2 separate regions of the Homo sapiens genome follow, and region 1 is linked to region 2. Evidence: chromatin contacts called from ENCODE Hi-C or POLR2A ChIA-PET data. All regions are on one chromosome and are shown on one strand. The core of a region is the stretch at or near the end of the contact, and the rest is flanking DNA. Distances in the headings are between cores, read along the strand shown.

Region 1 (4,186 bases), core at 313-2,812, 33 kb before region 2:
GTCCTGTCATAGCAAAAGCAGACCAGTCAAGAACAAAGGCCATGGTAAAGTTTTCTGGGAGATGCTCAAGGTATTTTGCTTGTTGACTTTCTAGAGGGCCAAAGAACAATAACATCTGCTCATTATGAGAGTGTTTTGAGAAAGTTAGCCAAAGCTTCAGCAGAAAAACATCTGAGAAAACTTCACCAGAGAGTCCTTCTCCCCCAGGACAATGCTTCAACTACATTTCTCTCATCAAACAAGGGCAATTTTGTGAGAGTTTCAATGGGAAGTGATTATGCATCATCTTACAGTCCAAATTCGGCTCCTTCTAACTTCTTTTTGTTTTCTAATCTTAAAAAATCTGTAAAGGAGGCCGGGCATGGTGGCTCACGCCTGTAATCCCAGCACTTTCAGAGACCAAGGCGGGCGAATCACTTGAGGTCAGGAGTTCGAGACCAGCCTGGCCAACATGGTGAAACCCCGTCTCTACTAAAAATACAAAAATTAGCCCAGCATGGTGGCCAACGCCTGTAATCCCAGCTCCTGGGGAGGCTGAGGCAGGACAATCACTTGAACCTGGGAGGCGAAGGTTGCAGTGAGCCGAGATCGTGCCACTGTACTCCAGCCTGGGCGATGAAGCGAGACTCCATCTCGAAAAAAAAAAAATCTGTAAAGGGTACCCATCTTTCTTCAGTTAATAGTGTAAAAAAAAAGGCCAGGCGTGGTGACTTATGTCTGTTATCCTAGCACTTTGGGAGACTGAGGCTGGTAGATCGGTTGAGTTCAGGAGTTCAAGACCAACCTGGGCAACATGATGAAATCCTGTCGTTGCCAAAAAATACAAAAATTAGCCAGGCATGGTGGTGTGTGCCTGAAGTCTCAGCTACTCGGGAGGCTGAGGTGGAAGGAGCGCTTGAGCCTGGGAGGTTGTGGCTGCAGTGAGCTAGAATTGCACCACTGTACTCCAGCCTTGGTGAAAGAGCAAGACCCTGTCTCAGAAAACAGCATAAAAAAACAAAATGTAAAAAAGACTGCATTGGCATGGTTAAATTCCCAGGACCCTCAATTGCTAGGGGATGGACTAAATGGCTGGTGTCATCACTTATAAAAGTGTCTTGACCTTGATGGAGCTTATGTTGAGAAATAAAGTTTATATCTTTAATTTTAATCTCATTTGTCCAATACCTTTTTTTTTTTTTTTTTTGGAAATGGAATTTTGCTCTTTCGCCCAGGCTGGAGTGCAGTGGCGCCATCTCGGCTCACTGCAAGCTCCGCCTCCCAGGTTCGGGCCATTCTCCTGCCTCAGCCTCCTGAGTATCTGCGACTACAGGCGCCTGCCACCACGCCCAGCTAAGTTTTTGTATTTTTAGTAGAGACGGGATTTCACCGTGTTAGCCAAGATGGTCTCAATCTCCTGACCTCGTGATCTGCCTGCCTCGGCCTCCCAAAGTGCTGGGATTTCAGGTGTGAGCCTCCGAGCCTGGCCTCCAAGAACTTTTTGAAGTGCTTTGTATAGAGCTTGGGGCTTTTTTTTTTTTTTTTCAGTTTCACTTTCTTTATACTTCATTTCCTTTTTTGTATTACCCAAAAGTTTTACCTAAAAATTAGTTACCTTTATGATTTTAAAATATCCACTTTGGGAAATAAATAAAAAAGAACATAGGGAGCCCATTCTATTTTTGGACTATTCTAGACTGAACTGGCGTAGGACTGAAAAACAGATCAACTTTTTTCAACCAATGATGAGGCCCTGTCCGAGAGACCAACTCGCAGCAGCTGCTGGGGTTTGGTGACCTTTCCTAACTGCAGTAGCGCTTTCTCTTCCGGCCTTTTGTACCATTTCAGCAAAAATGTTGAAAAAGCCACATTTTTCAGTGCTTTACATTGAAGACTGGGAAAAAATTCTTCCTCTAACTTGGAGGGTAAAGATTCTTCATCCCTTAACACTTTTTACTTGGTCCCAGACTGTGGCCACATTGGACAGACCTTTTATATTATTATTTATACAAATTTATGGGGTACATGTGAAATTTCGCTACATGTATATAATGTGTAGTGATCAAGCCAGGATATTTAGGGTGTTGGTCACCAGAGTATTTTTGTTAAGCATAGTTACCCCACTCTGGTATCAAATATTGAATTTATTCCTTGCATCTTACAATGTTTGTACCCTTTAACCCACTTCTCTTCATCCTCCCTTCTCCTCCCCATAGACAGACCTTTTAGCATTGCTCTGGTCTGCCTAGAAAAGCAACAGGGGGAATATATAATAATTCTACATATAGGAAATAGAGTAAGGTGAAGGCTAAAGTGCTCAGAGCTTATCCTTCTCTTACTTTGTTGGCCACAATTTCACATTCTCTTTGCTGAAAACTTCTTATCTTTCTGTCCTTTAAATACTGGAATGCCCCAGGGCTCAATGGGGTAGATGGTCTCCAAAGATGGCGCTCACCCAGTCTTTCCCTCCCAGTGTATACGTGACCCTCTATCCATGAAGAGGTTGAATCTATTTCCCCTCCCCTTGAATCAGGGCTTGTTGCATGACTTGCTTTGACCAACAGAATGCAGCTCCTGGTTAGCCTTCCAGAGGTCTGGTAGCATTTGCTTTTGTTTAGGGAAGTCAGCAGCCAAGCCACAAGAAAGCTTAAGCTAGACTCCTGAATGAGAAAGACAGAGCCCCCATATAGAGTACACCAAGGCACCAGACATGAGTGAAAGCTTCTTTGGGTCTCTGGCCAGCTAAGGGCAGCAGAGTAGCCCAGCTGATGCCACATGGAGTACACCAGAACAGCCGAGGCCTCCTCAAATTCCTGACCCATAGGATTGTGAGAAATAGTAAATTGATATTTTAAGCCATTAAGTTTTAGGATGGTTTGTTACTCAGCAACACATAACCAAAATACTCAGTCCTTGAACACCTTTTTCCTGCTTAGGTGATCCTAGCCAGTCCCATTACTAAACCAGTCTACATGCTGACGACTCCAGTTCCAAACTCTCTCCAAGCCTCCAAATCAGACATCCAACTTCTGCCACTTGGGTTTAGAATTCAGGAAACATACATCCAACTTCTTTCCCCATGTCTCTACTGGATGACTCATAGGCATCTCAAAATAAAAAGGACTTTTGAGCATCCCCTTAGGGGTCTAAGTCTTTGCCACCTTAGTAAATAGCAAATCTATTCTTGTAGTTTTATAGAGCAAAAATCTGGGAATCATCCTTGATTCCTCTTACTCTCACACCCCACATCCAATCCTTCAATAAATTCTATTGCCTCTACTTCCAAAATATATCCAGAATCTGACCACTTCTAACCATCCTGGTCGGATCCACCATTCTTCTTCACTTGGGTTATTGCAACAGCTTCCTGACTAATTTCTCTGCCTCTGCTCTGGCCTCCTTCCTCCCTACTCACCCTAGCAGCAGCCAGCGTGCTGCTTTTTAAAAGCTTAAGTCAGGCTGGGCGCAGTGGCTCATGCCTATAATCCCAGCATTTTGGGAGGCTGAGGTGGGCAGATCACATGAGGTTAGGAGTTCTAAATCAGCCTGGTCAACATGGTGAAACCCTGTCTCTACTAAAAATACAAAAATTAGCCGGGTGTGGTGGTGCACGCCTGTAGTCCCAGCTACTGGGGAGGCTGAGGCAGGGGAATCACTTGAACCCGGGAGGTGGAGGTTGCAGTGAGCCGAGATCACACCATTGCACTTCAACCTGAGCAATAGAGTGAAATCCCATCTCAAAAAATAAATAAATAGGCCGGGCGCGGTGGCTCACGCCTGTAATCCCAGCACTTTGGGAGGGTGAGGTGGGTGGATCACGAGGTCGGAAATTCAAGACCAGCCTGGCCAAGATGGTGGAACCCTGTCTACTAAAAATACAAAAACTAGCCAGGCATGGTGGTGCGCGCCTGTAATCCCAGCTACTCGAGAGACTGAGGCAAAGAATTGCTTGAACCTGGGAGGCAGAGGTTGCAGTGAGCCGAGATCACGCCACTGCACTCCAGCCTAGGTGACAGAGTGAGCCTCCATCTCAAATCAATCAATCAATCAAAAACTTAAGTCAAATAATATCACTTCTCAGCTCAAAATCCTCCAATTTCTTCCCATCTCACTCAGTAAAATCCAAAAGCTCAAATTTTTGCAAATCCTACATGTATAAGTGACTTGTATCTAGAATATATACAGAACTATTACAACTTAATAATAA
Region 2 (4,265 bases), core at 215-2,714:
TTTTTTCGTAGAGACGGGGTTTCGCCATGTTGCCCAGGGTGGTCTGGAACTCAAGAGCTCAAGCGATCCGCCCGTCTCGGCCTCCCAAAGTGCTGGAATTACACTTTGGGAGCCACTGCTCCCGACCAGCACATTTTATTAATACTTATGATTCCCCTACATCCCCACTGCCTTCCAGACACAAACAATCAACCCATTGCTGCCTCATAAAAACGCAAACTCATCACCTTTCCCTCCCTCCTGAATTCCCCGTTTTTCACAAAACTGGCTCCCCATCTTCCAGAAATAATTCTTTTCTTTCCACTCTCCTTACATCTCCTAGGTTCAATTCCTTACGGTTGGCCAGGCGCAGTGGCCCACGCCTGTAATCCCAGCACTTTGGGAGGCCGAGTCGGGCGGATCACCTGAGGTCAGGAGTTCGAGACCAGCCTGGCCAACATGGTGACACCTGTCTCTACTAAAAATACAAAAATTAGCCGGGCGTAGTGGCGCTCGCCTGTAATCTCAGCTACTCGGGAGGCTGAGGCACGAGAATCACTTGAAATCGGGAGGCGGAGTTTGCAGTGAGTCCAGATCGCACCACTGCACTCCAACCTGGGCGACAGAGCAAGACTGTTAAAAAAAAAATTCCTTACGCTTGCCTCTCACCTGGGAAGATACACTCTCTTCGCGACTTCTCATTGCTCCCAGGCTCTTCACCTGCAATCCAGCCTCACATTCGCTATACAGTATATGGCCAATTTTCTAGGAACACTCTCCAGTCTGACTGCAAATCATAAACCTCGGGGACTTCAGGCTTCCTATCTGGTGGAGTATTCAACTGCTCCACCCATTATTCAAGGACCAACTAAATTCGGCGCTACATTCATCTCCCTTTATCCCTTCTAAGAGGAATACCGCTCCAGCGCCAACGCAATCTCCTCCTCCCTCGCCTTTACCTAATCCCTTGCCTGCCCTGTTTCCCCGCTGAGCTCCTCAAACACTTCGCATCTCTCCCCGTTATTCCAGTCTACCTGGTGAAAAGGTTATTTGAGGACCTTGTCTACGCTGCCCCTACCTGATCCCGCTCCCGGCGCCACAGGCTGGGCCCCAACAGGAGCTCCTCAATCTAAGTGTCTAGGAGAAACCCAGGGAGTCTCCACGAAGGAGGCACTTTACCCACTACAGACTAAAACTGGCCTCGGAATCGCCTTCCTGGAGATTCGGCCCAGCGGCTCTCAGGAGTCGGTAGGGGCAAGAACGTTTCCCCGGTGCAGTGGAAGAAGACTGCGGGCCAGCCAGGGACTCGGGATCCGGGGACAGGGCCTCGGCAGGCGCCCGCCTGGAAGCCCGCAGCCCAGACGCGGACGACCCACTGCTCAGCGGGACACACCTCGGGCCTTGCCCCGGAACGCCGCTTGGACAACAACCTTTCCGCCGAGTGCAGGCCGAGCGCTTTTGGGCGCAGCACGCAGGAACCGGAAGTCAATGGAGGAAGACTGGACCTACTGATTCAACTTGGAGATGAGCGGGTCTGTCCTCTTCACGGCGGGAGGTAGGGTGCTTGGAACACTGGGGTGATTTCCCGTCTGTCATTAGCCTCTGACCCTAGAGGCTAATGGAATACGGCGGGAGGTAGGGTGCTTGGAACACTGGGGTGATTTCCCGTCTGTCATTAGCCTCTGACCCTAGAGGCTAATGGAATACGGCTGGAGGTATTCTGGAGGAACCTGGAGTGTTTCCTTCCTCATGTCCCTCATGTCCTAGAGTGTTTCCTTCCTCATGTCCCTTGTTCAGGCCCCTCTCTTGGGGCCCCAGCCTAGCTGACGGGGCAGTTTTCGGAACATTTGTGCTTCCCCGGCCTCAGGGTCCACGGGTGGCTCCTCAGAGTGGGCGGATGGTTCACATTCTCACAGCCGCTTGCTTACCTCTGGCCACATTACTTTCCTGTGGCTGCGATGTTAGAGTGACTTCCCACTGGTTTTACAAAGTTATGCATTGTATGGTGTTTCTCATACTTGCAAAAACGTCATGTAGAAGTCTTGAAAAGTGTACGGAAGAAAGTAAAACTGCCCTTAAATCTATCACTTAGCTGAAACATTTCTTATAAACGTACAAAATTTAATTTTATTTAGTTCCACCAGATGAGATACTAAAATGTGAAAATGGAAGTGAAGACAAAACCCTTTTTTTTTTTTTTTTGAGACGGAGTTTCGCTCTTGTTGCCGAGACTGGAGTGCAATGGTGCGATCTCGGCTCACCGCAACCTCCGCCTTCCGGGCTCAAGCGATTCTCCTGCCTCAGCCTCCCGAGTAGCTGGGATTACAGGCATGTGCCACCACGCCCGGCTAATTTTGTATTATTAGTAGAGACAGGGTTTCTCCATGTTGGTCAGGCTGGTCTCGAACTCCCGACCTCAGGTGATCCGCCCACCTCGGCCTCCCAAAGTGCTGGGATTATAAGCGTGAGTCACCGCGCCCGGCCTAAGACAAACCTTAACAGGAAATATTAGTTACAAAAAGATTCCTCTAAATTAAAAATATCAGAAACTTTAAGCAGTTGGAATAATTATTTCAACTACTTGCTTCCTGATGGGTATAAAATACAATTTTCTAGGTAGTAAAACTTCGGACTGATCCATAAATATCGGGAGACATCTCTCGTGACTTGAAAACAACAAAAGCTCTATTTAAAACTCTATATAATATAGTTTAAAAACTAATCCTCTTTTAAAGATGATTCTCGGGCCGGGCACAGTGGCTCACGCCTGTAATCCCAGCACTTTGGGAGGCTGAGGTGGGCGGATCACGAGGTCAGGAGATGGAGACCATCCTGGCTAACACTGTGAAACCCCGTCTCTACTAAATATACAAAAAATTAGCCGGGCGTGGTGGCAGGCGCCTGTAGTCCCAGCCACCTGGGAGGCTGAGGCAGGAGAATGGCGTGAACCTGGGAGGCGGAGCTTGCAGTGAGCCGAGATCGGCCACTGCACTCCAGCCTGGGCAACAGAGCAAGACTCCGTCTCAAAAAAAAAAAAAAAAGATGATTCTCCAAGACAATTTAATATTGTCCTCTATTAGTTCTTAAATTCCAGGAAAGTATTTGTGACTTTGCAAAGGATCTAGTCAAGCTTGCAACTAACCCCAAAGGAAGTAGGACATCCAACTTATATTTTGCTAAATTTTCCTTTTAGAGAGGTGGAGATGCTTTCTGACCCCGTCGAGGTCATCCCTGTACTGGGCCTTACATAATTTCTGCTGTCGGAAAAAATCCACTACACCTAAGAAAATTACTCCCAATGTTACTTTTTGTGATGAAAATGCAAAGGAGCCCGAAAATGCACTTGACAAGCTCTTCTCTTCAGAACAGCAGGCTTCCATCTTGCATGTGTTGAATACAGCATCTACTAAAGAACTTGAAGCTTTCCGATTGCTTCGTGGAAGAAGGTCCATCAATATCGTAGAGCACAGAGAAAACTTTGGGCCATTTCAGAATTTAGAGAGTTTAATGAATGTGCCCTTGTTTAAGTATAAAAGTACAGTTCAAGTTTGTAACTCCATACTTTGTCCAAAGACTGGACGGGAAAAAAGAAAGTCACCGGAAAACCGGTTCCTGAGAAAGCTCCTCAAACCAGACATAGAAAGAGAAAGACTTAAGGTATATTCTTCATGTCTGCTATACTGCCTAATATTTGAGAACCTACTCTAGAAAGCACTCTTCTGGGCATTGGGTTGGGAAGTGGCTAAGACAGGGTTCTTCAGGTTTAGTTGGCAAGTATATGATCACTACCAAATAATGAGATGTACAGATAGTAAATTGGCAGTTGAGAGGAGAGAAAACAATGGGCTGTGACTGTTGTGGAAAGTTTACTGGAAGAACTCAATTTAGGTCTTAAAAGAGAGATCCTTTGGATGGGAGAGGAGGGCATTGTAGGTAGAAAGAACAGTTGATGCTGAGAAGCAGGTCTAGGCAAGGCTTATTTAAGAGGAGTGTCGTTGGAGATACCAGGCTGTGTCTAAGGGTGATGTTAGGATTAATGAGAAATTAAGGAGCAAAGATAGGTTATGGCCAGTGAGTGACTTTAGAACATTATACCAGTCTTTCCGGCAGAATTTAAAATTATTTTCTGTACCTTTTCTCCTTTAAAAAGCATTTTATCTTGAATCATGCAAGTCTATAGGTAAGATTAAAAAAAAAAAAAAAAAGCGGCTGGCTCACACCTGTAATCCCAGCACTTTGGGAGGCCAAAGCGGGCGGATCACAAGGTCAAGAGATCCAGACAATCC

Evidence for each region. Hi-C counts contacts between places; a loop is a spot of excess contacts on that map. ChIA-PET counts read pairs that join two places held with the same protein, here RNA polymerase II (POLR2A). Pooled maps may share reads with other maps.
Region 1: a loop to region 2 is called in a map with no recorded cell type, with 6 times the contacts of the local background. The contact joins the enhancer-like site here to the promoter of TEFM in region 2. A Hi-C loop is called at or near these places in 3 of 37 single-sample maps with no recorded cell type and 3 of 50 pooled maps. POLR2A ChIA-PET finds 5 or more read pairs at or near these places in 11 of 52 experiments (A673, Caco-2, HEK293T and 6 more).

Annotation. Positions count from the first base shown.
Region 1 is chr17:30,936,772-30,940,957 of GRCh38, reverse strand. All of the region lies in intron 5 of ADAP2 (ArfGAP with dual PH domains 2), which reads right to left. Among named protein-coding and RNA genes, the nearest start is that of ADAP2, 17 kb to the right of the region's middle. RefSeq lists a silencer at 2,476-2,676. Within about 2 kb of position 1,562, at least 3 of the 41 ENCODE cell types and tissues checked have a DNase peak (open chromatin) inside an H3K27ac peak, as active enhancers do.
Region 2 is chr17:30,903,437-30,907,701 of GRCh38, reverse strand. TEFM (transcription elongation factor, mitochondrial) reads left to right here and starts at 1,464. Exons shown (of 4, transcript NM_024683.4): 1 at 1,464-1,534; 2 at 3,173-3,636. The coding sequence starts at 1,504. RefSeq lists enhancers at 1-726, 705-974.